3 separate regions of the Homo sapiens genome follow, and all the other regions are linked to region 3. Evidence: chromatin loops called from intact Hi-C (ENCODE). Cell type or tissue: heart right ventricle. All regions are shown on one strand. Links, peaks and the distances in the headings refer to the core of each region. The heading gives the core; the rest is flanking DNA. Region 1 has its middle 260 kb from the start of KCNMA1-AS1. Region 2 has its middle 310 kb from the start of KCNMA1-AS1. Region 3 has its middle 110 kb from the start of KCNMA1-AS1.

What was found. A loop is a pair of places that touch in the nucleus more often than their neighbours do. Peaks named below come from ENCODE experiments on the same cell type or tissue, not always from the same donor. Only the 100,000 strongest peaks of a DNase experiment are listed, where the experiment ranks them.
Region 1: it touches region 3 in a loop (1.8-fold over the local background); 4 of 110 quality-filtered maps call a loop at or near these places.
Region 2: it touches region 3 in a loop (3-fold over the local background); 5 of 110 quality-filtered maps call a loop at or near these places.

The regions. Positions count from the first base shown.
Region 1 is chr10:76,621,118-76,631,485 of GRCh38, reverse strand. No RefSeq gene overlaps it. Among named protein-coding and RNA genes, the nearest start is that of KCNMA1-AS1, 260 kb to the left of the region's middle. RefSeq lists enhancers at 1-654, 6,247-7,446. In heart right ventricle, for the core only: no CTCF peak of the experiment used is centred there; a DNase peak (open chromatin) is centred at 4,847; H3K27ac peaks cover 1,392 bases.
Region 2 is chr10:76,569,494-76,579,861 of GRCh38, reverse strand. No RefSeq gene overlaps it. Among named protein-coding and RNA genes, the nearest start is that of KCNMA1-AS1, 310 kb to the left of the region's middle. In heart right ventricle, for the core only: no CTCF peak of the experiment used is centred there; no DNase peak of the experiment used is centred there; H3K27ac peaks cover 1,033 bases.
Region 3 is chr10:76,773,567-76,783,934 of GRCh38, reverse strand. No RefSeq gene overlaps it. Among named protein-coding and RNA genes, the nearest start is that of KCNMA1-AS1, 110 kb to the left of the region's middle. RefSeq lists an enhancer at 3,970-4,862. In heart right ventricle, for the core only: a CTCF peak has its summit at 4,670; no DNase peak of the experiment used is centred there.

The DNA.
Region 1 (10,368 bases), core at 1,889-6,888, 150 kb after region 3:
GACAAGGCTTAAATATGGACAGAAAAGCTCAGCTGTATTGCTATATACAATGAAAAGTAATTACAGAGAAAAATGAAAGCTGTTTCTTGCTGTTAGCAGGAAGAATAAGAGAATTCTGTACCTTTTTAAAGCTCTGAGTCCATTTTGATGTAATTGGTTCTGGAATTATTTATGACATTAATTGCTGCGCTATCGACTGCCTGTCAGTGGCCCTGGCAGTTAGTCCATCTTTCTTAGCAGAGACAGCCTGCTCAGCCCAAACTAGACTGACAAGCTAATTATACCCATCTTCCCCTTCAATGACAAATGCTGCTCATCGGAAACCTTTCTAGAAATAAGCTCTCATTCTTTTCCCTTTTTCCTGATCCAGACATAACGGATATCTCAAGGTGCAGATCACAGCTAAAACTCAGCTCGCAGGGCTATTAGCTCTGAACATCTCACTTGAGCCAAAAAACCTAAGCATCTTATGTTATCAAACTGTATGTCATTCCCCGATGCTAGTTTTCAGGGATGAGCAGGGGCCCGGCCTGTCAGTCAGAACAGGGCAGAGAGAGCCAAGCTGATGGAATTAGCCAAGCTCTTCTTAACTGTCCACGGACCTGACTCAGGTGATGATAAGAAGGCTGGGGAAATGCCTTCTGTGCTTTGCACAGCTGCTGCTCTTGGGGGCGTTTGGGGGATGCTCGATGCAGGGGCCCACTTTGGGGAGGCCAAGTGGGGAGCTCCTCTGTCCACCATGCAGCTTTATCCAAGAGCCCCCTGGTGATTGAAGTATACGAATGATTCCTGTGTTTAAGGCTTTCATTGCATGAAACTTTAGTAGATCATTTTGTGGGCATGACATGCCATCAAGCATGGCTTTGTAAAGCAGGCATCCCTGTATGTGGGACACTAGAAAGAGGCACACAAGAAGAAATGATGCGATTCTCTTGTTGAAGGAGCTTGCAGGCTAGTTTGGAAGACAAGGCATGCACATAAACAGATGTGTACAAGAATGATGAAAAGTGGCCAGGCGCGTGGCTCATGCCTGTAATACCAGCACTTTGGGAGGCCGAGGCAGGCAGATCATGAGGTGAGGAGATCGAGACCATCCTGGCTAACACGGTGAAACCTGTCTTTACTAAAAATACAAAAAATTAGCCGGGTGTGGTGGCACGCGCCTGTAGTCCCAGCTACTCGGCAGGCTGAGGCAGGAAAATCACTTGAACCCGGAGGTGGAGGTTGCAGTGAGCGAAGATCGCGCCACTGCACTCCAGCCTGGGGAACACAGTGAGACTCCATCTCAAAAAAAAAAAAAAAAAAAAAAAAAGATGGAAAGCATAACAAAAGGAAACAACTCTCCTTTAAAAATAGCACTTAGTTTATTCTCTACCATAGATTTCTTTTTTCCTTTTTGCACTGTTTTGTGTTTTCCAATGTAGGTCAGCAAAATCTTTTTTTTTCAAATGATAAAGGCACCTTAGAAAAGAAAGGCTCACTTGTGCCTGTTACCCAATTGGAATAAAAGTCAGGAGGCCAGAATTCAAGTTCCCTACTTGAGCTTTGGGCAAGACACAAACTCTCAAAATCCAAATCTGTAACATGAATTTAGTAACCTCATCCTGCCTCCCACACAATATTTGGTAGGAAGCGATTTAGAAAAAATTATAAAAACACAGAATAAAGAAGAAATCTGCCATCCAGCTGCAAAGTGTAGTGATGAGAACAAGGGCAAAATGTGGCTTTGGATCAGTGAGGTTATTGGATGCAGCTTGCTTTGAGAACGCTCTTGGTCTTTGAGATTGCGAGATCACCAGGGCAGTGTTAGTGCATCAGAATTCTTCACATAATTTCACTATTTTTATTTATGATTGTAAGGGATGCTTACGGATGCTGAATAAACAAGAGGTGGACTGTGGTGGATTTGCATTGTAGCCACTTAGTTTAAATGGAACTGCATTTCCCACAATACCCTTCTCTGAATACTTTCAACTTGATGTAAGACCCAAGAGACATTTATGTGAGATCTAGAAGGCAGAAATAGAGGTGTGGCCCAATTGCTTTACTCTCAGTAGGTGAGTGGAAGCAGCTTCTGGGTAATTATGGTTATCTTCTGGCTCTTCTTCTTGGCACAGGACAGCAGGCAGGCTCAGGGCTCCCCCAACTCCTGCCGAATCTTCTGCTTCAGCTTTTCCAATGCCTGGCCCGGGAGCCAACAGGACAAATGGGACTAGCTTCTCCTCAAAGTTGGAAGGCTGTAGGAGGTGAGAAACCAACATGGGTTGCAGCTGGCTCTCCTGAGTTCCAGCCCAGCCTTGGAGATCCTGGCTTGTCCTTGTTTCCCCTACTTTGGATCCATCTTTCTTGCCTTGCTGTCTGCTATGGACTTCAGGCCTCAGTGCCAGTATATATTTATTTTTATGTCTATAAAGTCTCCTAGTGGTTGTGCTTCTCTGATCAAACACTGACTGAATCAGGACCCTAGGGCAGTATTCAGTGCCTCCAGATTACTCATTGTCCAGAGACTCCAGTACAGGAATCTCTACCCCAGCATGTGGGAGAGGGAGACAGCCACTGTGTGCAAAATGACATGGGCATGAGCATAACCCACAAGAGCTGATTTTCATGTTAGTGTAAGGAAAACGACACAAGAAAAACTGTAAAATGTGAGCTTTATCTTTATAATCCTAAATACCTAGACACCATCTAATATTTTCTCCGTAACACCAAACAGTGTTATGGAGAAACGAAGTGTATTTTCATGCAGATGGCTGATACTCCAAAAATGTAAATTTCTTCCCCAGTGCATAACACAGTGAAACTTGTTCTACAAAGGAGTATAGCTAGGATAAGTAACTATCTCAGTTTTCTCAAGATGGAAGGATTTCATGGGACACGGGATGCGATCTTCATTGTAAACACCAGTACAGTCCTGGTCACATTGGGACGATTGATTACCCTAAGTGTAAAACAACTTTTCTGCCATTAAAATGTTAGCAAGCTCAGCATGATATGTTTTTAATCTCTCTGAATCTGTTTCCTCATCTCTAAAATAGTTTTTCTGAGGGTAAATTCTTTTAATATGTATAAGATACCACAGTTCTTGAAAAATAGCAAACACCAAATATATAGCTATTAATCATTAGTAAATACTATTATCAGAAAAGGTAACAAATGAATATGTTAAAATATAACAATAAATCCATATGTGATGCACCAAGCATCATGTGATGCAGAAAATGTGCTACTCTCAGGGTCTATGGGGAGAAACAACATGATGGGTGGGAGATGCTTGTATTAATTCATTCAACAGAAGCACCCACTCTGCAATAGGCACCAGACAAAGTGTCAGGTTTAATTTGTTGAATCAAGTAGACATTAGTTCCTACCTTCAGGGTGTTTTCAATCTACTGTGAGAGTCAGACATAAACAAAACACAGGCAAAAAAAATAAAAAGAGTATTATGGGAGAAAACATTTTTGTACCCTCAGAGAAAATTTAGGGGGAGACGTAATTTAGATGGAGTGATCAGAGAGAATTTCTCTGATAAAGTGTCATTGAGAATGACACCTGAATGATGGGAAGGAGCCAGCCAGGCACAGGATAGGAGGAAGAGCAGCCCCATGAAGGGAAAAAAATAGGGTTCAGAGAATGTATCTTGGAAGGGAGGGGCTTGAATCGGGTCTTGAAGAACTAGTGAGGTTCCAATGGACACAGAATTAATGCCTATCATTGGCCTTTGAATTCCTTCATCATATTGGGCATTATTTCAGTCTCTGGACCTCAGTTTCATCTTCCATGAAATAATCAGTTTCAACTAAGTGATGCTATGGAGGAATTATGTTGATAGGATTGAGTATGTCCAATAAAATAAACACAGAAGAATTAAAAGCTGCTTGTCATTAACCATGGCCACACACAACTATCCCACAGGAATTGGCGGGAAAGCCCTGGTTACTGTGTTTGCTGCAGGCACCATCCATTTACTGAAAGGGCTAAGATGTCCTGAAGACTTGAATAAATGCTGGGGGTGCCAATTAGAACTCCCAGGAGTGTGTCTGATGCCTTTTTAGGAGGAATTTGTGCTTCTTATTTTCAGTGAATCATTTCAGTGTGTCAGAGAAAAGGAGTCTCCCTTTATGAAGTCCCTTCCCCAGTAGGAGGAAGGGGATAACTGAATAGCTAAACCATGCACATGTCACACACACACACACACACACACACACACACACACACACACACACACTATATATATATATATATATATATATATATATATATATTATATTATATTATATTATATTAATTATATTATACTGGTAAACTGGTAAACTCCTTGGGAAAACCCACATAAATTTAACATGAAGCTTTAAAAATTGGTTGCTTTAAACCACTCTCTACCTATAAATTGTGTGGTGCTGAGGGCAGCTTTCTTAGGCCATTCTTTTCTCTAAGTGTGCAGAGCACTGAAATAGGTGGGTGAGGGAAGATTACTATGCAAGTCCCCACCCCACCTCCTTCCAGGCAGCCAGGGGCTCATTTCTGTGCTTCTCCCTCACAACTGGCACAACAGGAGGAAATTAGGACTTCCCTGAGGACTTTCAGCTAAACCAGGGAGCCCCAGGAGGGCAGAGAAGCCCTCTGCCTCCTCTGACTTACGGCACACAGCCTGGCCCAAAATGGGAACTGGGGATATGTCACCTGGATGGATGGATTAACTTCAAGCCAAGATCTGGTCTGATTTGACCTGGCTAATGTGGAAATTGAGAAATGGCAAGAAGATTGGAAAGCATTTAGGGAAAGAATAGCATCCTGACTCTTGGCAAGAGATATAGATTCTCGGTCAAGCTGCAGAAAAAGGCTGCCTCCTGGGGCCCTCAGCAAGGTGACCTTGACCCAAGTGACTGTCCTCTTATCTGAGCTCTGCAAGTAAGAACTTCTCTCCTAGCTGGGAAAATGTCTATTTTTAAAACGTGAACTTGGCAAACAGTCTTTCAAATCTGTAGCTTAGACTTCTGAATAAACATTACAATGATGGCTTTACCATAGCCCTAAGACAGAAATCATCTAGCAATTGCAATAAAAATATCAGTGGTATCTTGGAGTTACTAAACATATCATCTATTGCAAAGCCCTTTTACATACAATATCCCATTTAGAACAGCACAACTATAATGTAAGCTCCAACATGGACAGGGACCAAGTCGTTTTGTTTATCACTGTACTCTCCTCATTTTGATAAATATTTGTCGAATAAATCAATGACAGTGAATAGAATGCTAAGGCTTAGAAAGGCCATATAGTTTTCCTAATGTCAGATAGTTCATAAATGACACAGCAGTTAATTTTTAGTGTAGGTAGTTCAGAATGTTTTCCAGGTATGCTCACAACTCAGCCTCTTTTGATGCCCACAATAGCAGATAGATTCACCTTCAGCTTCATTGACACAGGGAGTATTCAAGCTGAAGAACTGGAGAAAGTCTTAGATCATAAAAAATATATATAGAAAAACAACAACCCAAAGAAGCTTGTTTTACAGAAATTATCTCCCTAATCCAAAAGAATATCAGCTCTCATTATAGCATTTTGTTATAGTATAGCTTATCATGCTGTGCGGGTTAGTATGGTAAAGTCAAGAAATAATTTTATTCTAGAATGCAAGTAATATTTCTCTTTCCTAGACTCCTTTGAATTTTCCGTAAAAGTATGCTTTGACCCAAATTTAGCAATCATGAAGATGATATGCATATGCCTTTCATTTTTAAGAATAATAGCACTATACCCAGGGATTGTGGAAATTATCTTCCAGATGCTTCTGTACTGCCTCTTGTAGAGGAAATCCTGTACCTGATTGCATATCAGTTGTTGGGATGTCAGGAGATGTGACTCTTTATACCCAAACAAGAACAGAAAGGCTGCCTTACTGAAATCTGGCTAAAATTCTATATTCGATGGTGCTTTCTCTTCTCTTAATTTCTGAATTTAGGGCTGCAGTTGAAAGGAAGAAAAATATGGGAGCCCTTTTTTCTGTCGATAAGCTCGCCTGGTACTCACAGACATTATCTTCACTCAGGACAGACGGCGGAAGAGGTGGTTTGCTCCCTCCTCACTCTGTCCTTTTAGGTTTCCAACATTTTCTGGACACATGTAGAATTTTTTTCAGGTGAGTGCCACAAGAGATCTAATAGAAGATGCATTTGTTTTTGACTCCTAATTAATCAAGATAACATCTCTCTCAACCATTAGACAGTAAAATCAATATCTCGGGTGGCTGTACCGCCAGTTAGACTTATACACCAATACCTATTATTGGCAAATCAGTGATATATTTAACCATGTTGCACTCTATCATTTTATAATATGCGAACAATGTGACTATGTTGAGAGTATGGAGAGATGGTGATTTCTGCCTGTGGAACCAATAATAGGATTTCAGCTACATCCCCAGTCCTGGTCCACTGCCTCCCACACCCAAAGCTGGGGTGTTGAGTCATTTTCCAGATTCTGAGGGGCATGAAACCACTCACTCATTATCAGGGATACCAGAATCCCAGGATGCAGAAAAGGTAGGTAGAGCAAAGATCCTAGATTCAAAGGTGGAACTACTATAAGAAATGTGGGTGTGTCAAGAGCTCGTTCCATAACAGAGAGCAATGGCTAGAGGTGACGGTGCTGTCTATTTTGAGGCTCTGCTCTCCAATTAAGAGTGGGAGTAGGAGAAGAAAGGGGACGGAAAGGGGAAGTGAAATCCTCTGTATAAGTAATATATGGAGGATCTCTGAGGTGTAGCTGAGAGGAAAACAAATTTCTCGGGGATTAGCTGTAGAGTTTGCATAAGTTACACCTACCTGAGTCATTGCGAACATTCTTTGAGGAAGCAACCAACAAGTCAAGGACTTCATGTAGGTGGAGGACTTTCTCTTGAGTCAGTCTGTTGCCTTCTCTTGACCTGGAGCTAGAGCACCAAGTGCATGATATGCTCCTCAATTCTCTAGGCACCGAGACACTGTGTGGTAGGCCAAAAAAGCATATAAGGTAAATGACTTACCATGGCCCCTACCTACAGACTTGTCAAGTCACTCAAGTCCTGCATCACTATTGCTTTTAGCTAGGGTTCCCAATGTCTCCATCTCCCTGAATTTTCATCTAATTAGTATTGCAAGACTCTTTAAGGCATGACAAATTCCAGGTTACCTGGGATTTTTTACCTTGAAGGTGAGGAAAGGCTGGTGAAGTGATATGGCTGCAGGGGCTGAATAAGGGGACCTACTGGGGCACCAAAGTCCAAAGGACCCAGTGCAGACCTTTAGATAAGGACAGTCTTCCAACTGATCCTTTTCCAGGAAGCATTCCTGACCTTCCCAAGCCTGCTCCTCCTTGCCCTGGCTTTACCTGGAATCCCCTTCCAAAACTCTAAAATGACATTTCTTCAGTTTTCACTGAGATATTTTCACTTTTTCTTCAATACTGTTTTTCCCCCAGGCCTGCTGGAGCTATACCTGCTGGAGCTTTCCTTTCATTGGAAAGCTATACTTGGAAAGTCAATGCAAACAGAAAAGTAAATTTACAGGAATATGATTATGCTACTGGGGTCTGTTCTTGTGATACCAAGATGGTGGGTCATAGATGTTGCCCTGAAGACATATGTGCACAATCCTCCAACAGGTGGAGGAACAACCCACAGTGTGTGGCTCTGTTCTGGTGACACTGCCTCTAATCTATGGGCCTCAGTTACATCCCCCAAATTGTTCCCCAGTAACTTGAGCTGTGGGCTCATTGAGAGACTCCTCTTCCATTCCTTGCTTTTTATCCAAACTGATAGTAACTAAGAGTTTATATTTCTTTGTCTATGAACTTGGTTCAATTTGTCACTGGAAATGATTTTTTTTTAATGTGTCCCTGTGCAGGAAGTGGAAGCTATAATTTGCAGCAGCAGTTTATGTGATATAGGGGCATAATGCCTCTTGCCCGATTTTTCATGGTATTTTTCTGTTTGTGACATTATTTTCACACTCCAACCTCATAATGTCTTGAGCTATATAAGCTGTTCCATTTGAATAGAAAGTCCTGTATCAACTGCAATGTGCAGCCCAATACATTGCCTATAGGTTTGTGGAAATGAACTAGGGTTTTGATTAGTTACCTAGTGTCTTAGTGTTGAGAACAAATCTCACCTTTAATGTATTACCATGTGAATAAGCATTAAGGATTGCAAAACCACTCACTCTTACAGGAAGTTGTTTCACTAACATTTTAATTTTACCACTCATTTGCACCATGATTTGAGAGACAAACCATCTTCTGACAGCAAGTGCTCTGAGCTCTCCTAGAGATTTGTTGGTGATGCACCAGCCCCTGTTGGACATCTCCAAACCACAATTCCATCCTGAGTTCCCGCTTCAAACCCTATTGGTTTGTGTAATTCAATGTCAGCAAAGTCAAAGGCAGGGCTGGTCTTTCACAAAACGTAGGCAAGTCAGGTGTGTCTTTGACTAACACTCTCCTCTGGTACCCCATTCACTGTGCAGTGTTTTCCTCTGCAGTTCCCGGGTCTTTAGGCAACCATAATCCCAGTCCCTCCTTCCCTGATTCAGGCCGTACTGGAGCAGATGCCCTGCTCTAATCCAACCATCGGTGTCAGCCATGTCTGCTTTCTTGCACTGATTCTTTATTTTTTAGTTATCCATTCATTCATTTGATAAATATCAGTTGACCACTCACTGTGTGTCAGGCAACCTGCTGGATACTAGGGATAAAATGCTGATTATAATTGACATGGCCCTTATATTCATGAGCCTTAGAGTTTATTGGGGGAGATATTTAGTAATCGAATATATAAAAAGATGCATTTACAAATTGCAATAAATTTCAGGAAAGAAAACAATAGCATGCTATAAAAAATTAACATGGAATGTACTTGAGATGGACTGGTGGGAGTCAGCTTGCAGATTCCTAACTTTATGACCATGGAGCTCATCCTCCCCTCCTCCATCTTGGGGCATTGCCCACAGCTGAAATGTCACTGCTGTACTGGGGCCTCTCTTATACCACCTGCCAGAGTGGAGTCTGTATGACATCTGCTACATTGTGTCACAAACTTGTGGGTCAGTCTCACATGGGGGCATCTGACTGGTAGAATCTAAGTCAGGTATCATGTTGCAAGAGAAACTGGGAAACCACGTGTCTGGCTGCTTCTGTAGGGTGGTGTGGATTCATAGGTGGAAAATTAGAAGCTTAGGAGAGGTGTTCTAAGGTAATGAACAACCCAAAATATTGACTAATGCCCACTACACACAAAAAGGAGGCTTTACGGGCCTCTAATAACAGCCTAGGAAGTTAACCAACTTTTAGGGTCATTATGGACTCCTCTCTTTCTCATGCCTTACATCCAATCCCTGAGAAAGACCTTCTGACTCACTTCATAACCATCTCTTAAAACATTCTGTCTCCCTTTCTATCATCCCAACACAGGGGTTGGCAAACTACAGTCTGCAGACCAAATCCAGCACACTTGCTGTTTTTGTAAATAAAGTTTTGTTGAACCATACCCATTAATTAATATGTTGTCTATTGCTATTTTTACACTACAACAGCAGAGTTGAGTAGGATTTTTGCTGATAAATCCTAAAATATGTATTAACTGGTTCTTTATGGAAAGGATTTACTGTCTTCTGTCCTAGTCTGAGCCACCACCAACTCTTTCTGGACTACTGCAAGAGCTTCCTGAAAGACCCCACATTTCCTATAAGCTCCAACAATCTGATGTCACACTGTAGTCACAGTACTCACTGCAAAACATAAATATGACTAGGTCACTCAAGACAAAATCATTCAACAAACTTCCTTGCACTTAATGTAAAGAAATACCTTCAATATAGCAATAAGACCCTGTACAGTTTAACTTGCCTCTACATGCATGGTTGTTCAAAGGAACAATAATATTGAGTGAAAGACACCAACAACCATGGTTGGAAGATGTATGTTTCTTTGATGGCCAAAAAGAAGAGGTGATGTTCTCATCAAGTATGAAATGATGGCTTGCTCCTAGGTACCAGATACAGGGAAGGGCTTCACCATTTCCCAAGTCCATCACAGAACAAGCAGCTACTGTGGCTCACAATGAATAAGGGGAAGATTCAGGCAGCTGCAAGAAGTTGCTGATATGGTTTGGCTGTGTGCCCACCTAAATCTCATCTTGAATTGTAGCTCCCACAATTCCCACCTGTCATAGGAAGAACCCCATGCGAGATAACTGCATCATGGGGGAGGGTCTTTCCTGATGATAGTGAATAATTCTCATGAGATCTGATGATTTTATAAAGGGGAATTCCCCTGCACAAGCTATCTTGCCTGCTGCCACATAAGACATGCCTTTGCTTCTCCTTT
Region 2 (10,368 bases), core at 2,911-7,910, 210 kb after region 3:
CAGTTTGAAAACAGACCAATACAGTATATATAGATTTTTTAACTCCACAATTGATAATTCTTTCCATTTTCTCAGGGCATATTTCTTCTCAAGAAGGTACACCCAAGGAGGGCATTCAGCTGGAACTGATTTGTCTGGTTCCTCATGGGACAGCACCTTGTCCACCATACTAGAGTCCTGGTGGTGGCCCAGCTGTCCTGAGGTTTGCACGGCCGTACTCAGTAGAACACACCACAGCTGTGGAGTCCCACATGGAGTATGAGCACAGTTCTGTCCCTAGCTGTCTTCTAAACCTTAGGCAAATGACTTCACCATTTTCTGCCTCCATCTCTGGGTATAAAATGAGAAGATAGAATCATAATTGGCTTTGCTCATGGGATTGGTATGAGGCCCAAATGAGATAATAATTATGAAATTACTTTGAAAGAATAAAGGTATTATTAGTACAAAAAAGGGATGGGTTCATATTAGTACAAATATATCTTCCCAATAATATGAGTGAACTCTGTTACCTGAATTTTCTACAACAACCATACATAAGAAGCAAATGGAGGCCAGAGCCCAGTTTGTCAGGAGGGCTACCCACTAACCCTAGGAAGGTGAGGGAGAAGGAGAGATACATAGCTGAAGTAGTGAAGACTGTAAGAAGTGTCCAGCATCCTTTCATTGTTCTGTGTTGGAACAGGAGATTGTAAAAGCTTGCAAGTTACTTGCACAAGATAGGGGAACTAGTTGCACCCAGAAACGAAAAGATAAGACAATTATACTTGGTAATAGGGCAAAGCATGGAGACTCTCCAGACCTCATCTTAAGACTAAAAAGGAAATTGAGAGAGGAAAGAAACATAAATATGTATTTCTACTCTGCCACAACCCAAGTAGCGGGATCAAGGGGCGTACCAATAGCAATGTTGATCTTCTCCTGCCAGCTCACTCCTCTAGTTCAAATCCCAGGGCAGCACAACTTTGAGGACTGGGGCTTTGCAGACAGGAAAAACCATGGAGTAGGCACCTGCCTCCACATCCAGGTGTCCGACATCAAGTAGCCCTTCCAGAGTGTGAGACTTCAAGGAGAGGGAAGGAAGTGCTGGGGAAGGATGTGAGCAGTTCTCAGGCTGACGTCTGTGTCCTCTGCCCCTCTGATAAAAACTTACAAGGCCGTGAAGAAAGGGGCATGGCCACAGGACCTGTGTGTAAATGAGGACTTGCAGGTTGACTTGGAAGAGGCGCCTGCACCCACACAAGCCAGCCTTCTCCTGCAGCTAACACAGTAACAGGACTCAGCAACTAATTGTGTATGCCCAACCTAAGGGAGGAGTGTATCTGATATGAGATATTAGGACTCTGGCCTTAGTATGTGCCACTCTGGCCCTCTGGGCTATCTGCTGCCCACCTGCCTGCCTGCAGGGTTTTAATTTTACATTTTGTTCTAATTGCCAAAAGGTAGGGTAAGCTCGAAAGTGCAGAGCACCCCCACCATGCAACTGGCAAATGGGCTGCACAGGTTCCACTGGGGCCATACCATGCACTTATCAACAATAAAGATGATATTTGTGTTAATATCTGGCTCCTATATCTTTTTTTAATTGTTTTTTGACTCCTAGAGGGAAGAGTTATTCAAAATCTTAACAGGAGATTCTTGCTGGTAAATCCTTAAGTTGGAGAACATTGACATCATAAATAGAACTGTGGGGAATGATTATAAGTTAATCACAGGTAAGATCTCAGAGGTAATGCATGAGTTATAAACTATGCATTGACCCTTGTATCAGTCTCCCCATGATTCTAGTAGGGACTGAACTACAATGGAAATGACTTCTTCTGTTAGAGGTAGGAGCTTATGCCACCATCTTAAAATAAAATTGAGTAAAACTTAATTGAGAAGTTGTGAACTTAGTTCCAAAAGTCAAATTTCAGAAATATACAATTTCTGGGAGTGTAGTTATAAATAAAGGGAGACATATCATATGTAAAGAAAATTTGAGTTTGGCAGTAATCTCTAGGTTTACAAATGTGAATGCCAGTGAGAACTCTAAACAGGGGCAATTAATTAGAATCCCTTCCTATTCTGCCTTCATGGAACTACTCCTAGAGTTTTGAAATGAGGATGAACGTGACACCCTGAGTAGGACACAGGAAAAACTGGAGCAGGCCCAAAGAGACAAAGTGGCATGGTGAGGGGCAGAACCATGTGATCCAAGGCACAGTGCTCTATCTCCTGGAGAAAGGAGGCACAGGAGGAGGAGACACGATGGCCATCTTTAAATATCCAAGGGGTGGTCCCATGGCAGAGAAAGCTACCTTACTGTGTGTAGCTGGAAGAGAACCAAATGGTGAAGAGAGGGGAGTGTTTTTTTAGCAATTAGGTCTAATTGAAATAGAATATCCCCCTCCCTGCCACATGTAAGTTCTTAGTTATGAGTGTAGTGGAGACAGAATTCATGTGTTAGGTAAGAGTTGAACAAGCTGAAGTATCATATAGGTGTCCAGGTCTGATATCTCTGATTTTAGAAATTACTAATAAGAACCTTATCCAGAAGAGCCTTGAATTATTATGCCAGCCTCATTCCTCCTGTGGATTCTCTTCTCCTTTTGATTTATGAATTCACTCATGAGGGCTCAACTACTGCCTTTCACTTGAGCACTTGAGAAATGTTTACTGAACAATTGAATAGTAGATTCTCAAATATTCTTGATGATGGTGATGATATGCTCAATAGTATTTGACTAGTGGATTAATAAACAAAGATGTTAAATATTAGCAAAGTTGTTTTTCTTTAATACTGTTTATCGATGCAAGTAATTTTTCCTGATTTGGTAACATTTCTCTTTAACAATTCTTTACATAAAAAGGCTGAACACAATAGACTGAACAGCCCTGAGGCATTTCCCAGTTTAAAAAAGAGCAATTTTTTAAAATTTTTATAAAAGATGCTTCCATTCATTATATTTTTATAACCTTCAAAACAAATCTATGAAGTTGAAATTTTCCAAATGAGAAAACTAAGGCCCAGAAATAGGGAAGGACATGTTCAAGGACACAAAGCCAGTAAGTAGCAGAACCTGAACCAGAAACAAGGTCTATTAATTAAGTCACATGACCTTTCTACCACGTGTCAAATGCCTCTGGCAAAGGGCCCATGTGAAAAGAAGAAAGGTTGTGGACTTCCATATGGACAAGTTCGTTGGACTCCCCTATACCTCATTTCATGTGTTTCCCTTCCTAGAGCTCTGCATTCAGTAAAGCTGCTTGTTGTTCACAGAGAAGATGGCTCTAGTTTGCCTGCATGCTGAGCTGACAGTGATGCTATGTGAACATGACCACAACATAACTTGTCTTTATAAATATCCATTCCTTGCAGGCTTGTGAAACTACTCACTTGATGTCTGAGTCTGTTTGGCAGGAAGGCAGGGACAGGGCAGCGGTAGCTTGGCACAATTACCCTAGGCTAGTCCATCACAAGCCACCTCACTTAATGAAGGACTGGAAGCTGGTGCCGTGGTTTCATACCAGGACTGCTGGCAGCTCCCACCTTGTGACCTGGGATTGCAAGGTGATCTGTGAAAAGAGGCCCTGGAATATCATGAGACATGCTCTGAGGGTACGCGTGCTACTGCATAAGTGCTTTGGAGAAGGTTAAGTCTGTTCAGTGTGTTCAGTATTCTCCTCCTCAATCACAAATTCTTTCACTGTTTTCTTTTTCTTCTTCCTTGAAGAAACAGCAAAAGGGGAACAGGTTCTTGTATGTATTGTATGAAGTTTTGTCACATTAATTCATTTAATAAACATGAGTACCTGTGATATGCCTAATGCTGGACTATGTTCTGGGAATACAGAAGTAAAAAATACTGTTTATACAATCAACAAGTCACAGTCTAATGAGAAAGACAAAAATTAGGTAAACAAATAAAATAAAGGACCATTAGTGTTATTATTGAGGTTTGCAAGATGCTATAATTGGTATTCCTGAAGAATTGGTGGAATGTAACAAACCCATTAAAAAGTGGACAAAGGACATGAACAGACATTTCTGAAAAGAAGACATTTATGTGGCCAACAAACAAAAAAAAGCTCAATATCACTGATCATTAGAGCAATGCAAATCAAAACCACAATGAGATATCATCTGATGCCAGTCAGAATGGCGATTGTTTAAAAAGTCAAGAAACAACAGATGCTAGCAAGGCTGTGGAGAAAGAGGAATGCTTTTACACTGTTGGTGGGAGTGTAAATTAGTTCAACCATTGTGGAAGACAGTGTGGCAATTCCTAAAAGACTTAGAACCAGAAACACTATATTTGACCCAGCAATCTAATTACTGGGTATATACCCAAAGGAAGATAAATCATTCTGTTATAAGGATATATGCACACGTATGTTTGCTGCAACATTATTCACAATAGCAAAGACATGGAATCCACCCAAATGCCCATCAACAATAGATTAGATAAAGAAAATGTGGTACATATACACCATGGAATACTATGCAGCCATAAAAAGGAACGAGATCAGGTCCTTTGTAGGGACATGGATGGAGCTAGAAGCAAGTATTCTCAGCAAACTAACACAGAAATAGAAAACCAAACACCAAATGTTCTCACTTATAAGTGGGAGCTGAACAATGTGAGCACATTGACACAGGGAGGGGAACAACACACACTGGGGCTTGTTGGAGCAGTGGGGTGAGGGAGAGCATCAGGATAAATAGCTAATGCATGTGAGGCTTAATACCCAGGTGATGGGTTGATAGGTGCAGCAAACCAATATGGCACACGTTTACCTTTGTAACAAACCTGCACATGCTGCACGTGTATCCCAGAATTTAAAATAAAATAAAATAAAATTACTGTTGGAATATATATGACAATCACAGGTATAATAAGAAACTTTCCTAAGGTGAATAAGAGTGAGCCTACAAAGAACTCACCACATACCAGGTAAATTCATGTAAAGAGGGCAACACTTAAATAAATCCTGAAGAAATTGAAGTTTTTAAGTAATTGTCTTAGTTTGAATAAAAATTCCTAGGAGAAGCAAACACTGATAATTTTTGGAAGAAAGCTTCCCCTCTGAAGGATGCTTATTATTGCTTAAATGAGTTTGATTTTGTAACTATTGCTAATTTTAGAACAAAGTGATAGCATTTTTAAGTGCCTTATGTTTCCCTTGGAGTTTCCAGTTGCTTTTATTTTACTTTTGAAATATGTTTTTATCATCTTCCTTAAGATTTTACACAGAAATCCTCCTGGTTTTTCTTTTGACAACTCTCTTAGGTTAAATCCACTGGTACTTTGAAGCCTCTGTACAAGTATGAAGTGGAAGTCTCCATACTTCCACTACAGATTATTGCCCAGACCATCGTCATTTGGCCAGGTGAATGCAAAAATAAAATAAAATTACTCAGTAATTAATAAATATCCTCAAATAGCTTTCTGTGTCAGTTTGGATTAGGTTCAGCTGCCTATAAGAATAAAAAATAAATGTAACTTAAATAAAATATATATATTTTTTTCTATCACAAAAAGAAATTTGAAGGTAGGCAGTACAAACTTGATATGGTGGATTCATATTGTCATAGGAATGTAGTTTTTTTTAACTTTTTAAAAAATTATTCTCTGCCTATGGCTTTCATTCTCATGGAAACTATGGACCAAAATGAATGTCAGAGCCCCAGTTACCATGTCTACATTTCAGGAAATTAGAAAGAATAATAATAGGAGACTATCAGTTCCTTTTAAAGATATTTCCAAGAAGCCCCCCTCACAACACATCCACTACAAATAATTGGCAAGAACATGGTTATGTAGCCACTCATAGCTGCAAGAGAGGCAGAAAAATATAATATTTAGCTAGCTGGGATGTGTCTCAGTAAAAATTGTTTTCTATTGCTGAGCATGAGAAAAGATGGATCATTCTGGGGAATAGATTTCTAACTCTTTCATGTCTGAAAATATATTTACTTTCGTCTCACATTTATTTCATATTTTGCCAAAGTATAGAATTTCAAGTTGAAATCATTTTCATCAGAACTTTGAAAGCATTTCTATACCATCATCTGGCATCACAATAACAGGTCAGTCCTACAGAGGTACTATATTTATCTGATTTATCAGTTTTTCATTCTCAGAAAGCTTTCAGTTATTTACCTTAATGTTCTAAAATCACAATTATTTTTTCCTTTTATTTATATTTATCATGTCGAATATTTGATGGCCTTCAGCTCTTCAAAACTGTGTCCCATGATTTATTTGAACATTTTCTTTCATTCATTTTCTTTCTTTTCTTTGTGTAACTTCTATCAATTGACTATTAGAGCTCCTGCATTGGTCTTCTGTCACTTACCTTGTCTCTCATATTTTCATGTTTGTCTCCTTTATGTGTTACTTCTAATTCTTCTACAGACTGTTTCATTTTGTCCATAATATTTTGCTCATCAAGATCTCATTCTTATTCTCTGACTCTTCCCTTTTCATTGTATCCTATTACTTTGTGGATGAAATGTTAGCCCACATGTCTCAGAGGATATTAATAAAGGTGTTGCCCCTCTATTCTTCTTGAATATCTCTATTTCCTTTGGCATCACTATTTTTCTCTTTTTTTTGCCTTAGAATTAACCTCATGTCATATTTTATCCTTCAAATATTTAGTGATTCTTGGTTTTCCCATTCATATTTAAGAATGAAGAATTCATATTAGAATTTCAGTTAGTATAGTTTTTGAAGTAAACTCCTATGACGGCAAATATTTTACATATTTAAACACACACACACACACACATACACTTGAGCTTCAAAGTAAGAAAGGAAAATCTGCACCATTCAAAAATAAAAAGGAAACCCAGAGTCACAGTGGGATCCAAAAATACAAGGCAAGTGGCCTGCAGGGAAATCAGATGTGGATATAAGCATAAATGCCTAGGAGAGGAGTTTTAGGATCCTCACCCTTAAGCACAATGAACTGAAACTGATCCCCTGAATAATACTCTGTGCCTGGTAGGATGCAGCTTCGAATCCAAGTAACCAGTCTGAGCAATATATGATAAAAGATTCATCTATAAGACATTGGAAGCCCAAGTCTATGCAGTGGGAGATATGGAGTTTACATTTTTACCCCACTCCTAGGGAAGGACTTATAAGCAGAAAATGAATATAATAGCTGGTCTAGTATTGGTAATGCCTACAGGGTCTTAGGAAAAGTACATTTTAAGTTGCCCAATAGAGCTACCTCAATAGCATAGAGCATCAAATACTGTCTTGGAAAACAACTCTCAAAAAGAAGAATAGGAAGAGGACAAGAGGGAGAAGAAATTGCAACAGTAACAGCAACATAATGAGATTCATCAGGCACAATAAACAGGAGAAGTAAACAGGTAATAAATCAAGTTGAAAGAAAATTTTTTAAAAAGGCAAATCTGAGAAAAAAATTCTAATTTATAAAAATGAAAAACACAGCTAAAAGTTTCCAAATTTAATGAGAACTATAAACCAACAGATTTGAGAAACTCAACAAACCCCAAACAGAATAAACAAAAGGAAACCACACCATGGCACACAATAATCGAATTGCTGAAAACCAGGGATAAAGAGAAAATCTTAAATACTGCCAGAAAAAGAATAGCCACATTCTGAACAGTGAAAGGAGATTAGAATGACCACAAATCAGAAATGATGCAAGACAGAACATAGTGAAATGACATATTTAATGTGCTTAAAAGAAAAAAGTGTCAACCTAAAACTCTATCTCCAGTGAAAACATCCTTCAAAAGTGAAGGTGAAATAAGGTAATTTCTAAGCAAGCAAAAGCTGAGAGAATTTATTACAAGCAAAACCACCCTAAAAAATGTTAAAGGAAAATTTTCATGCTAAAGAACAATGCTTCCAAAATGAAAACTCAGATTTACACAAAGAAATGAATATTGGAAATGGTAACTATGGGAACTAGAAAAATGTGTGTGTGTGTGTGTGTGTGTGTGTGTGTGTGTAAACCTTTTTCCTTATTTTAAAAATTTAGTTAGCAGATACTTAGCAGTTTAAATAATAAACATATATTATGCATTTTATAAGCATGTAGAAATGAAATAGAGGACAGTAATAGCATAGAGGATGTTAGGGAAAATGGAAGCATCCTTGTTGTACAGCAGTACAATGCATGGGAAGTGGATTTTAATTAAAGATATTGATGTGATATGTTAAAAGTGCATATTGTAAACCCTAGAGCAACCACACATACCAAAATAGGTAAACTGGAATACTAAAACAACTAAATTAATCAACAGGAAGCTAGAAAAATAAGACATAAGAATAGGAACCAGACAGGATGAATAGAACACAAACAGCTAGATGGTGGAATTAAACCCAAATGTTAATAATTTTATTACATGCAAATGGTCTAAACCCTCCATTTGAAGGTAGAGATTGTTCAGACGAATTTTTTAAAGGAAAAGCAGCTACATGCTATAAATAGGAAGACAATATTAAATATGAAGATAGGGCTGGGTGCAGTGGCTCACACTTGTAATCCCAGCACTTTAAGAGGCCAAGGTGGGCAGATTGCTTGGGCCCAGGAGTTTAAGACCAGCCCGGGCAACACAACAAGACTCTGACTCTAATAAAAAAAAAATTAAGAAAAGAAATATGAAAATAGGTTAAAGGTAAAAGGATGGAAAAGAATAAATCCTATGAACTCTAAAAGAGTTATATTAATAAACATGTAGATTTCAGAATGGGAAAAATTACTTGAAATATGGAAGGACATTTCATATTTTAAAATGACAAATGCATCAATAATATATAATAATACTAAATGTATAAGTGGCATCTAACAACAAAGCCTAAAAATACATAAAGCTGAAACTTATAGACTAAATGAAAAAATTAAAAAATTCAGAACTACAGTCCGAAATTTTGACACACATCTCTTAGTAATTAATCAAAATGTATACATAGAGTCAATAAGGACATACAAAAACTTGAACAAAAGTAAAAACCAACTTTTGTTAGTTGACACTTATAGGACAATATACCCAACAATGACAGTATACACATGCTTTTCCAGGGCACATTAAACATTCATCAAGCTAAATTGTAAGCTAAACTCACACATCTAGAAAGATCAAAATCATACAGAGTACATTCTCTCACCACACAAACACTAATTTAATAGGAAATAAATACCGCACCCCTCCCTCTCAAATCTGGACAGCTCTCAAATGTTTGGAAATTAAGCAAGACACTTCTAAATAATCCATATATCAAAGTAGACATCGCAAAGGATATTATTAAATATTTTCAACAGAATAACATAGAAATTATTATATATCAAAATGCGTTAGAGAAAGCTAAAGCAATATTTAGAAAGAAATTTATTGCTTTAAATGCTTATATTAGAAGACAGTATAGTAATGAATTTTTAAAGTTCTACTAGCAAACTAGGAAAAGTTACTCAAAGCAAGTGAAAGGGAGGAAATACAAAATAAGAACTGAAATTAATAAAATAGTAAAAACACAAGAGAGAAAAAATGAGTGAAATGAAAACCTGGTTCTCAGAAAAGATAAGAAAAATTAGTGAACTTCTGATAAACTGCTGGATCATGGATTAGCAAAAAAGCACTAGTAGGCCAGTCAATATATTTGAGTAAGTTCTATAGATTAAGAATATTATTCAATATTAATTTTCTAATTTTGATAATTGTTTCAGGTTTAAGATGTTAATATTTTGGGAAGTTGGATTAAAGGTATAAAGAAACTTTGCACTATTTTTGGCAACATTTTTGTAAACCTGAAATTATTTCAAAATTAGAACTTTTTTTAAACAAGAGAAATTTCTAGAATGGGAGAAGAATCTCTGCTCTTTGAAAGACTCTGTTAAGAAATTAAAAAGACAGACCTCCAATCAGGAGGGAATATTTGCAATACATACATCTGACAAAGACTTACATTAAGAATATAGAAAGAATTCTTATGATTCAGTCAGAAGAAGACCTATATACCAACTAAAAATGGAAGGAAGGAAGCAGGAAATGAAGAAGAGAGGGGAGAGGGAGGAAGAAAATTATACGGTTATAGCAATTAGAATAGGGTAATATTGGCACAAGAAAAAAATTATGCAAATTGAGTATAACAGAGAGGCCAGAAATCATTCCACATATATACATAAACTTGACAATGACAGAAATTGCATTGAAAAGGAGAGAAAAGATTAGTAGAACAACAGACTATTATGTAGTCAAGAAGTTTACTTCTATCCCCACATCACACCATAAGTAAGTTCCAGGTGGATCAAACACCTAAGTATGCAGGAAAAGAATTTCACAGCTCTTAGAAGAAAATATAAAATAACTTTATGATTTCAATATACTGAAGAATTTCC
Region 3 (10,368 bases), core at 1,920-6,919:
CATGCAGCTGTTGTTCTCAAACTTTAGTGCCTGGGGTCCAGTTGCACTAAGGGCCTCAGATTCTTGCTGGCTGCTGGCTGGAGGCCACCCTCATTTCCTTGCCATGTGGCCTCTTTAACACAGCAGCTTCTTTCATCAAGACCAACAAGACAGAGAGTCTTGCTTGCAATCTTTCATAACCTAATCATAGAATTGACATCACGTCACCTTATATATGCTCGTGATTTGAAGTAAGTTACTAGTTCAGTCAGCCAATGGCACTCGAGGGGAGCAGATTACACAAGGATGTGAACACCAGGAGGTAGGGATTATTGAAAGTTGTCTTAGAAGGCATGTACCACAAGAACAAATACTGTTCCAAGATGTGACCATCCCCAAATGATAGAGGCCAAGATCTAATTAATTAGATTAGCCTCCTGCCCAATTTTTACAGCAATATTAACATTCTAGGAAAAATACCCTCTTCAGTTACAGGTGCCCTCCTCCCACTTCCAATATGACCTACACATGTGTGATCATCACAGATACTACTTGGAAATAGAATCTTTTCTTTTATAGTAGTTAAGCCTAGAATGCTGCATTATTTCTCACATAATTTACAAGGGTAACTCTTACAGTTTAGTTGCTGTTGATGTGACCTACACATACACAACTGTTTTAAATTTACCAATAAATCCTTGTGGCAACCTGGGCAAGTTACTTTTCTGTTTTGGATGTAAATTTCCTTTTCTGAATGGTATTCCCTAGGTTGTCTTCCAGGGTTTTTATAGTTTTGGGTTTTACATTAAAGTCTTTAATCCATCTTGAGTTAATTTTTGTATATGGTGTAAGGAAGGGATCTACTTTCAATCTTCTGCATATGGCTAGCAAGTTGTCTCAGCACCATTTATTGAATAGGGAATCCTTTCCCCATTGTTTGTTTTTTTCAGGTTTGTTGACAATCAGATAGTTGTAGGTGTTCAGTCTTATTTCTGGGTTTTCTGTTCTATTCCATTGGTCTACATGTCTGTTTTTGTACCAGTACCATGCTGTTTTGGTTACTGTAGTGCTGTAGTATAGTTTTAAGTTGGGTAGCATGATGCCTCCAGCTTTGTTCTTTTTGCTTAGGATTGTCTTGGCTATTCAGACTCTTTTTTGGTTCCATATGAATTTTAAAATAGTTTTTTCTAGTTCTGTGAAGAAAGTCAGTGGTAGTTTAACAGGAATAGCACTGAATCTATAAATTGCTTTGGGCATTACGGCCATTTTAATGATACTGATTCTTCCTATCCATGAGCATGGAATGTTTTTCCATTTGCTTGTGTCATCTCTGATTTCTTTGAGCAATGCTTTGTAGTTCTCCTTGTAGAGATCTTTACCTCCCTAGTTAGCTGTATTCCTAGGCATTTTATTATCTCTGTGGCCATTGTGAATGGGAGTTTGTTCATGATTTGGCTCTCTGCTTGAGCGTTGTTTGTGCATACAAATGCTAGTGATTTTTGCACATTGGCTTTTTATGCTGAGACTTTGCTGTCCTTGCTTATCAGCTTAAGAAGCTTTGGGGCTGAAACAATAGGGTCAGTTTGTAACAGGGAGCTGTGTGTCAAAAATTACTACACAATAAATATCACAGGGAACTTTGTATGTCATACTGAATCCTGATATTTTAGAGCATTTTAAAAATATAACTCCAACAGGGTTCTTTTTGAACTTTCTTTGGTTGAACACCATAAAATGTATTTCTTTTGCATTTAGTGGCCATGATGTATAAAAATGTGTATCTTTAAACATTTTATGACAGGTCTCAGGAACCGAGTGGAACTGAATAGAAACAGACTCATCTGCCCTATCTTGTGCTTCTTCCAGGACATACACTCACGCCTATGCTGCCTTTTTGAAAAGTACAAGGTCCTTAAAGACATTCACACTGTTGGACCTAGTACAGCTACAAGTTGGAAATTATCATAGGAAAACAACCAGAGATATACAGGGATGTATACTCCAGTGTTATTTTTAATAGCAAAATTCAAAGCAATTAAAATGTAAAATAGTTGCAAAAAGGTTAAGTAAGCACTTTAGGTATATATATATATAATTAAATTGTCTGCAGCTTTAAAACTCTTGCTTATTGGTAGTAAAATGTTACCATGCCCATTTTACCAGTGAGGAAGCTAAAATCAGAGAAATTCAGTTCCTTGTACAATGTTAAAGTGTCATAACCTCTAAGCTGGAAAATTAACCTCTGGTCATTTAGTCCAACTCTAATTTAATGTGAAAGCCTTCTCCATATTGCCCTAAGTCATCTTCCAATATGCCTGCTACTTCCAGTGGACGGTGTGATAGACAGAATAAGGGACCCCAAAGATATCTTCATCCTAATCCTGGGGAGCAGTAAATATGTTATTTTACATGGCAAAGATGAATTAACTCTGCAGATGAGATTAAGGTTGCTAATCAACCGATCTTAAAAGAGAGATTTTCTTGGATTATCTGCATGGACCCAGTGTAATCATAGGGGCCCTTAAAAGTGAAAAGAAGAAGCTGGAGGCCGGAGGAAATTGTGACTATGGGAAAACGGGTGATTGCAGGCTACTTATGGAAGCTGGAAAAGGTGAGGGAACAATATCCTGTAGAGCCTCCGAAGGAATGCAACCCTTCTGATTTTCCCCCAGTCAGGCCCATTTTGAACGTCTGACCTCCAGGCATGTAAAATAATACATTTGCATTAATCCACTAAGTTTGTGGCAATTTTTTAGAGCACCAATAGGAAACTAATACCCAGGTAGCTCTTCACTTCCCCAAATGGCTTCCACATTCCAGATCTTGCAAGGCAATGTAGAAGATTGAACTAAATATTTATTGACTAGGATAAACCTGAAAGATACACTTTGGAATGAAAAATAGAATTCATAATACTCCTCTGATGTCTCACTCAAATCTGAATGCAAAAGCACATTTCAGTCCATGGAAATTATGTGCTATAACAGATCTCACCACGTTATCTTGCAATTACATTCCACATTGGTTGCAGAGGCTACCTCCCAAATGTGGTGGTACATGGTATATTGAGATCCTCTGGTTTCTTAAGAATTCTTAGACATAGATATGGCGATTAATTAAATGTCTCATTCAGTGAACAGATTGTAATAATTGATGAAATTGAAGGCTTATTTAAATGCTATTCAGAATCTATATCCTGGACATTTTCAGTAGGGATTTAATAAAGAGTGTTTTACAATTTACCAGACTTGAATTGTTAGAGAGAAAATAAAAGAGTCATCACCTTATATATTAATCATTAGATTTCATAGTTGATCATAGTTATTTTATTTATTACCATTATCTGCATAAAATACAGTATTCAAATGCATATAGACAGTCACATGTATTCAGGGGCTTGTAACCTAGGAAAAGGAAGCTCGGTTTCTCTGTGTGCCCTTTGTTTACTTTCATGAACCCAAAGATGCATTTCTAATTATGTGGGGACATCACCCAATAATGCAACTGCTGTTAAAAGGTCACAAATTAAATGGCAAAACCGAAGGCAACATGGAGTTTTTTGACAGCAATCTTAGAGCTTGGAGAATTCATAAACCAAGTAAACCTTCTGACATAACTATAAAATGTGGTATAAACCCTAGAAAAAAATGGTCATCTTGAAAGGGTAACAGCACTTTTATGAGAATTCCAACCGCACCATGGCAACATCAACCCGTCAAAGCAAATGAAGGGTAGTAAAAGTAAAATTAAACATGATGAAGGGGACACCAGCTTGCTAACAGCTTTCCAAGCAGTAAAGCTTTCAAATGTTATCTCTTCATTGGTCTGTTCAATCACACATGCCTGCTACCAAGCTTTATCATATTATGTATCTTTCTCATCACTGCAGCCTGCCACAGCTTTGATGGACTTGTCTGTGTATTCACAAAGGAGGGGAAGAGAGCGCTCCCCTTCCCCCACTGCACCCCTCCTCGTGCGCCCTCATTCCTCTTCTGTAATTCTTCTCTCCCACCGTCCTCTCTTGCCCTTGTTCTGATGTCCAACATGAGTCTCTCTGGCATCCACAAAGGTTGTTGTGCAGCTCTGAGCTTTGGGGACTAAATATAGATCAAAGCCCCATCCTATATGCAGTCATCCAAGAAACAGGTTCCAAAGTGTGTCTGACTTTCTCCTCTCTTTCTGCTTTCAGAAATCATCATCCTTTCTTCCTCATGGTTCTTTTTCCTCCTTATAATCCCTCTTCCTTACCCGTTCTACAACCTCCTACCGGGAAAATTGTGAGGGCATTTTCATGTGTTAACTAACAGACTCGCTAATCCCCTGGTCTGAATACCTTTCCCTGTTTTCAGGGACCCAGAAATCTCAAGGTTACGTTTATTCCCTGACCTACTCCACCACCAGGGAGTCAGGACAAAATTCTGGCCCTTTCTTTCAGTGCTGTAAACCTCTCTTAACTCTATTTCCCAGTTCGAAACAAATAAGGTTCCCATTCATTGTGCATGTGGTGTTTGCATATGCCAAATTCCTCAGCCTTTAGACCATGAGTTATTCAACTGTATGAGAAGGAAAAAAGAAACACAAATGACTAAACAGCCAACTTAGGCCTCCCATTGCCCACACAGTGATGAGGATATACGAGAAAAAATAAAAAGCCCGGATGCCACGCTGTGCTGCTTACAATTAGTCAATAGGGGGTGGAAAGGGAAAGGAGAAACCAAGAAAAGAAAGGCGAAGTTGCTGCAGCCAAGTGTCTCATAAAATTGCCATGTTTTAGCCTGAGTTTATTGTCTGTTAGTGTTGGTAATTGAATTGCTTTCTCCACTGTGAGCTAGTATGGGAACCCACCTCCCTTTTCTATGATCAACATTGAAGTGTGTTCCCAGTTAAATCAGCCTCTTTGATTCATTCATCCATTCAACAAACACGGAGCCTCCACTGTTTGCAGAGTGGGACTCAGAATGCATTTGAAGTCTGAGAAAGGGCAGCAAAGAACCTATGTATGGGCACTTAGAGATTCCTACCAGCACATTGAGGGCTCCACAATAATACTTGACAAACTTCTCTGCATGTCTGCCTCATGAGTCCAGTCTCAGGTATATGGTTGTCCTAGCTGTAGCCTCCAGCTGGGAACCCAGGTGTCTGTTTTTGCTATTTTTCCATCTCTAATTCTGTCGCTAAAGAATCACTGTATAGTTCCTCACCTCCTATCTACAGTTGCACAGGTATTTATTTGGGGGATATACTAAAAATATAAATGAGATTATGGTTCCAAAAAGAACCATGTCACTGTGTGTATGCATAAACACACACGCATGTGCATGCTCACACATGCGCGCACATACACACACATTACTTTAGTTGTATTATTCTTTACTTCAGTTGATCCTAATATAATTAAAGCAATCAATATCTCTTCCCAAAGTGTAAGAATTTGGTTATGTGGTGCGGTTTACAATATCAAAGGCAACACATTGTACTTCTTGGATGGTTTTAATATAAAGAAGGCTGAATTACAGAAATTTAGGGTAGAGAGCAGGATTGAGGTCTCAATAAGTAGGGGGTTGTTATTGTAATCACAGCCTTTCACCAACTTGCTCTGAGACCTTGGACTAGTCACTTTTATTTTAAAATACAAACATACATATAAATAAAATTATAAATAGATTTCTATCTATAACTTTAACACCAACTATATGTGAAAACCGGAAGTATTAGTTTGCTAAGGCTACCATAACAAAATATTACAGACTGCGTGGCTTAAACAACAGACAGGTATTTTCTCCCAGTTCTGGAGGCTGAAAGTCCACCATCAAGGTATCTTTGGGTTTGATTTCTTCTGAGGCTCCTCTCCTTGGCTTGTTGATGGCCATGATGATGGCCGTCTTTTCTCTGTACGCGCATATCTTGGATATCTCTTCTTCTTGGCTTTAGTTTAACTTGAATACCTCTTTGAAGACCTTATCTTCAAATACAGTTCTATTCTGAAGTACTGGGATTAGGACTTTAACATATGAATTTCAGATGGACACAGTTCAGCCCATAACATTAGGTGCTAGGGCTACAAACTAAATGGGGCAAAAGGCAGTCCTTGAGACAGAAATAAAGTTAATTATACTGCAGCATAAGAAGTGCAGCAATAGAGGCAGCCACTGACTGGGTAGAGTGAGGGTACAGAAGCAAAATCAGCAAGTCAGCTTGACAGGGTCAAAGAAAATATCAAAAGGGAGACAGTATTTGCCCTGGGTCTTGCTGTCATAGTAGGAATTTTCCAGGAGAAGACTGAGAAAATGGAAGGGAAAACATGAGGAAGTGGCAGGGCATTTTATAAGGGTAGATATTTAAGGTCAACCCAGTGGCCTGTGTAGGCCAGTGCTATCTCACAGTAAGAACCTAGTGTGCTACTTGGGAGGAGAGAAATGTGTCCCAGACATCCTCAGCCAGTTAGACCCCTAACTGTTCTAAATCTCACTTGAGCCTATTTGAGCCATGGTGAATTTTGTAGGTCTTTACTCTGTGTGCAGTGCTGTCCGAGGGTCCCTGGAGGATAAAAGAGGCATGAAACCTGTCTCTTCACAATCTAGATAGGAAGATCAAATAGTTGAAATAACTGGAATAACATTACAAATCAACAAATGGATAATTCCCAAAACTACTCACTTCCTCTCCTTAAGGTATATGTTTTCTCCTGGCTAAAAAGAGGAATTTTAGACTGAATCTTCCCTAGGCTCTGCTAAAGGATCAAATGGGCTATGACAGGGTTTCTCGAACTTGAGTAATAGCCCCCCACAAAAAAATTCACAGATCTTCCCCATGTTGGCTTAAATTATTGACATTACTTAAGAGCATAGACTCAGGAGCCACACTGCCTGGGTTTGAATGTCATATCTGCCACTTACTAGTTCTAAGACATTGGTTAAATCATTAAACCTCTCTTTGCCTCTGTCTTCTCATCTGTAAAATGGGGATAATAACAATACTTATATTCATAGTATTGTTATGAAAATTAAATGTGTTAATATTTGCAAGGCACTAAAAAATGTTCCTGGTATGTTATAGGTGTTATATATGTGTTAAATACAATTTTCTATAAATGTATGAGGTAAAACTAGGAATGAAATCTTTATGCATATAGCTTTTGGGTGTAAAAACAATTGGAAAACTACTCAGCTATAAGGCAAAATAATTTGAAAATTAAGACAAAACTAGGAAGCAAGTAAAATTGAAGTTTACAGTGTTAATTCAATGTGACGAATCATGCTTTTGTTTAAACAAAATCATAGAAGTTGTCGTTAATTACATAAAGATTTAGACTCAGATCTAGTTCTACAGTGAATTTGCTTCTGTATTTTGACTCTAGTAATAATAATGCAGAGGAAGTCTCTGTGCATGCATAGTAAGCTTTTCAGAATGCTATGAATACTTTTAAGACTTTGTTTGCTAATTCAGAATAATCAGACCTCATTCTTTATCAGCACTCAATTAGTGAGCAGTCCTGGAATGCCAATTTTAATTAAATGTCATCATTACATTATTAGCCCCTGCATGAAATTGTTCTCTAAATCACAAAGTTGCTCAAGTCAGAAATTTGGAGGCCATTCCTGATTTCAACCTCTTTATTCTAATCCTTGAACTGAGCAAATCTTGACAAGTATTTTTTGACTCTGTCTTTTTCTTACCTACCTTGACACCAAAGGTGGCAACCATTTCTCTGGGTTTCTGCCAAGCCTCCTAACTACTCTCCCCCTCCACTCTCATGCTCCCAATTTTTCTCCTTAAAGAAGTTTACAGAAACTTTAAAAATATAAATATTATCCTATCTCTGCTGACCAAACTAAACTCTGATCAGCTCCAGGGCCTAGCATTGAAGGCAATGTACCACCTCTCCAACCTGTCTGAAGCCATCCCCCCTCATACACTACCCCAGCCATGCTGGCTTGCATTAATTTCCTTCCCAGGTAGTCAAGAATTTGCAGGCCTTGCAGCCTTTGCCCATGATCCATGATCCTTCTCTCTGTGGAATGTTCATTCCACATGGCTGGGTTTTTCTCTTCCTTCAGATGTCTGTGTAAAAGCTATGTCCTCAGAGAGGCCTTCACAAGCCTTTCTAATGACATTATTCCTGATCCCAGTTCATTATTCTCTATCACATGGTATTCATTTCCTTTATAGCATGTGTCACAAATTATAACCATAGTGATAGGGACAGGAGACAGGGAAATTCTGGGCAGATGAAGGAGGGTCCCTGGCCAGGATCCCACCCTCAAGCCAAAAGGCCTAATACCACCGTCCAAAGTGAGAACTTGCATCCTTGTTTTTACACTCAAATGTTGCCTTTTCCAAAACCACCCATGACCCCACTCTGCCCCACCCCCCATCCTGTGCCCATAAAAGCCCCAGGCTCAGCCAGTGGAGAGAGTAGAAGCAGCTGGACATTGGAAACTATGGTTTGATGTCAGAGAGAAGTGGCTTGAATTCAGAGGGACAGCTTGATGGCATAACTTCTGAGAGGAGTCTGGCCAGGAATGGCCAAACTCCAGGGGAAGATTACCTTCCCGCTCTGCCCTCTTTTCATTTCCCCTTCCCACCAAGAGCCGCTTTCATCAGTTATAAAATCACCTTCATTCACCACCTTCAATTTGTTCATGTTACTTCATTCCTCTTGGAGACTGGCCAAGAACTTGGATGCCATGAGTGTCAGAGCAAAAAGCTGTCACACTGACCCTCCACTGAGCTGTTAACACTTAAGCCATCTGCAGACAGCAAAGCTAAAAGGGCACTGTAACACTTCCTCTGGGCTTCGGGTGTTGCGAGCACCCTCCCCTAGATGCTGCTGAGGGGCTGGTACAGAGTATGCCCTTGCCAGTGCCCAAAAGCACTCACACCAGCTCCTGCACTTGCTTATCTGTGCTCCACCTCCCACAAGGGGTGGAGCAGTGAGTAAGTGAAGCTTGCCCCTGCCAGCACCCATGAACTCCAGTTCCTGCCCTTGAAGGGTCAGGAAAATATGCTGCTTTGATAGGCTTATTTATTTGCTTATTTACTTTTCATTCCCTTTGTGAAAATGTCGGCAAACTAAGCCCAGGCATCAAGGCAGATTCATGTACCTATGAGTACCCAATACATGGCACAATATCTGGCACATAGTAGGCACTTTAAAATATTTGATGAATAAATGTTTACTCTAAATCCATTATTGGTGGAATTCAGATCAGAAGAGTTCATCACATATTTACGACTACATTAACTCCAAAATGTACTTCTTCAAGTGGTCCATATAGATAGGGTTTTGGTAATACATCTTTTTGAAATGTGAATACAGAATCTTGGGCCATGGTGCCAGTTTTTTGTTTTTGACACATTGTATTAGTTTTATATGGTTGCTGTATCAAATCACCACAAATTTAGCAGGTTACAACAACCCAACTTTATTCTTCTACAGTTCTGTCATTCATAAATCTGACATGGATCTCATTGAGGTAAAATCAAGATGTCAGTAGGTCTACAATCTTTTCTGGAGGCTCTAGGGAAAATCAATTTCCTTGACTTTTTAGCATCTAGAGGCTGCCCACATTCCTTGGCTAATGGCCCCACCCCTCCACCTTCCAAGCCAGCAATGGTGACTTGAATCCCTCTTACTTTGCCTGTCTTTCACCCTTATTTGGTCAGGTATCTCTTTCTGACTTCAGCCAAGAAGGATTCTTCACTATTTTTTTTTTTTTGAGATGAAGTTTCACTGTTGTTGCCCAATTCTCCACTTTTAAGGAGATTACATGATTAAATCAGGCCCACTAGAATAAATCCAGGATAATATCTCTGTCTCAAGGTCTGTGACTTCAATCTTATCTGTAAAGTCCCTTTGTCACTTAAGTAACATTCCCAAATTCTGGGGCTAACTCAACTGTCTCAGCATTATTTTCTGCTTAAGTGACTATAAAACCTTCAGTCCTCAGGTATGCTATAATGTTTTCATTATCCTGAAATTATCATAAACACACAGCATAAAATGGACCCTAAAAGCAAGTGGATATCCTTACCATGTGGTCATCCAGATAGCATGGGATATCTGTATACAAATATATGGGTGCGTAATCAAACCACAATGTTCAAAAATGCTCCTTCATCTACAACAGGAATAAACCTTGAGAACATTATGCCAAGTGAAATAAGCAAGTTGCAAAACAAATACTGTATGATTCCACTCATTTGAGCTAACTAAAGTAGTGAAAATCATAGAAACATAAAGTTAGAATGGTGGGCTCCATGAGCTGGGGAGAAGGGGGAATGGGGAGTTATTGTTTAGTGGGTATGGAGTTTCAGTTGGGCAATATGGAAAAATTCTGAAGATAAATGGTGGTGGTAATGGTGACACAACAACGAGAATGTACTCAA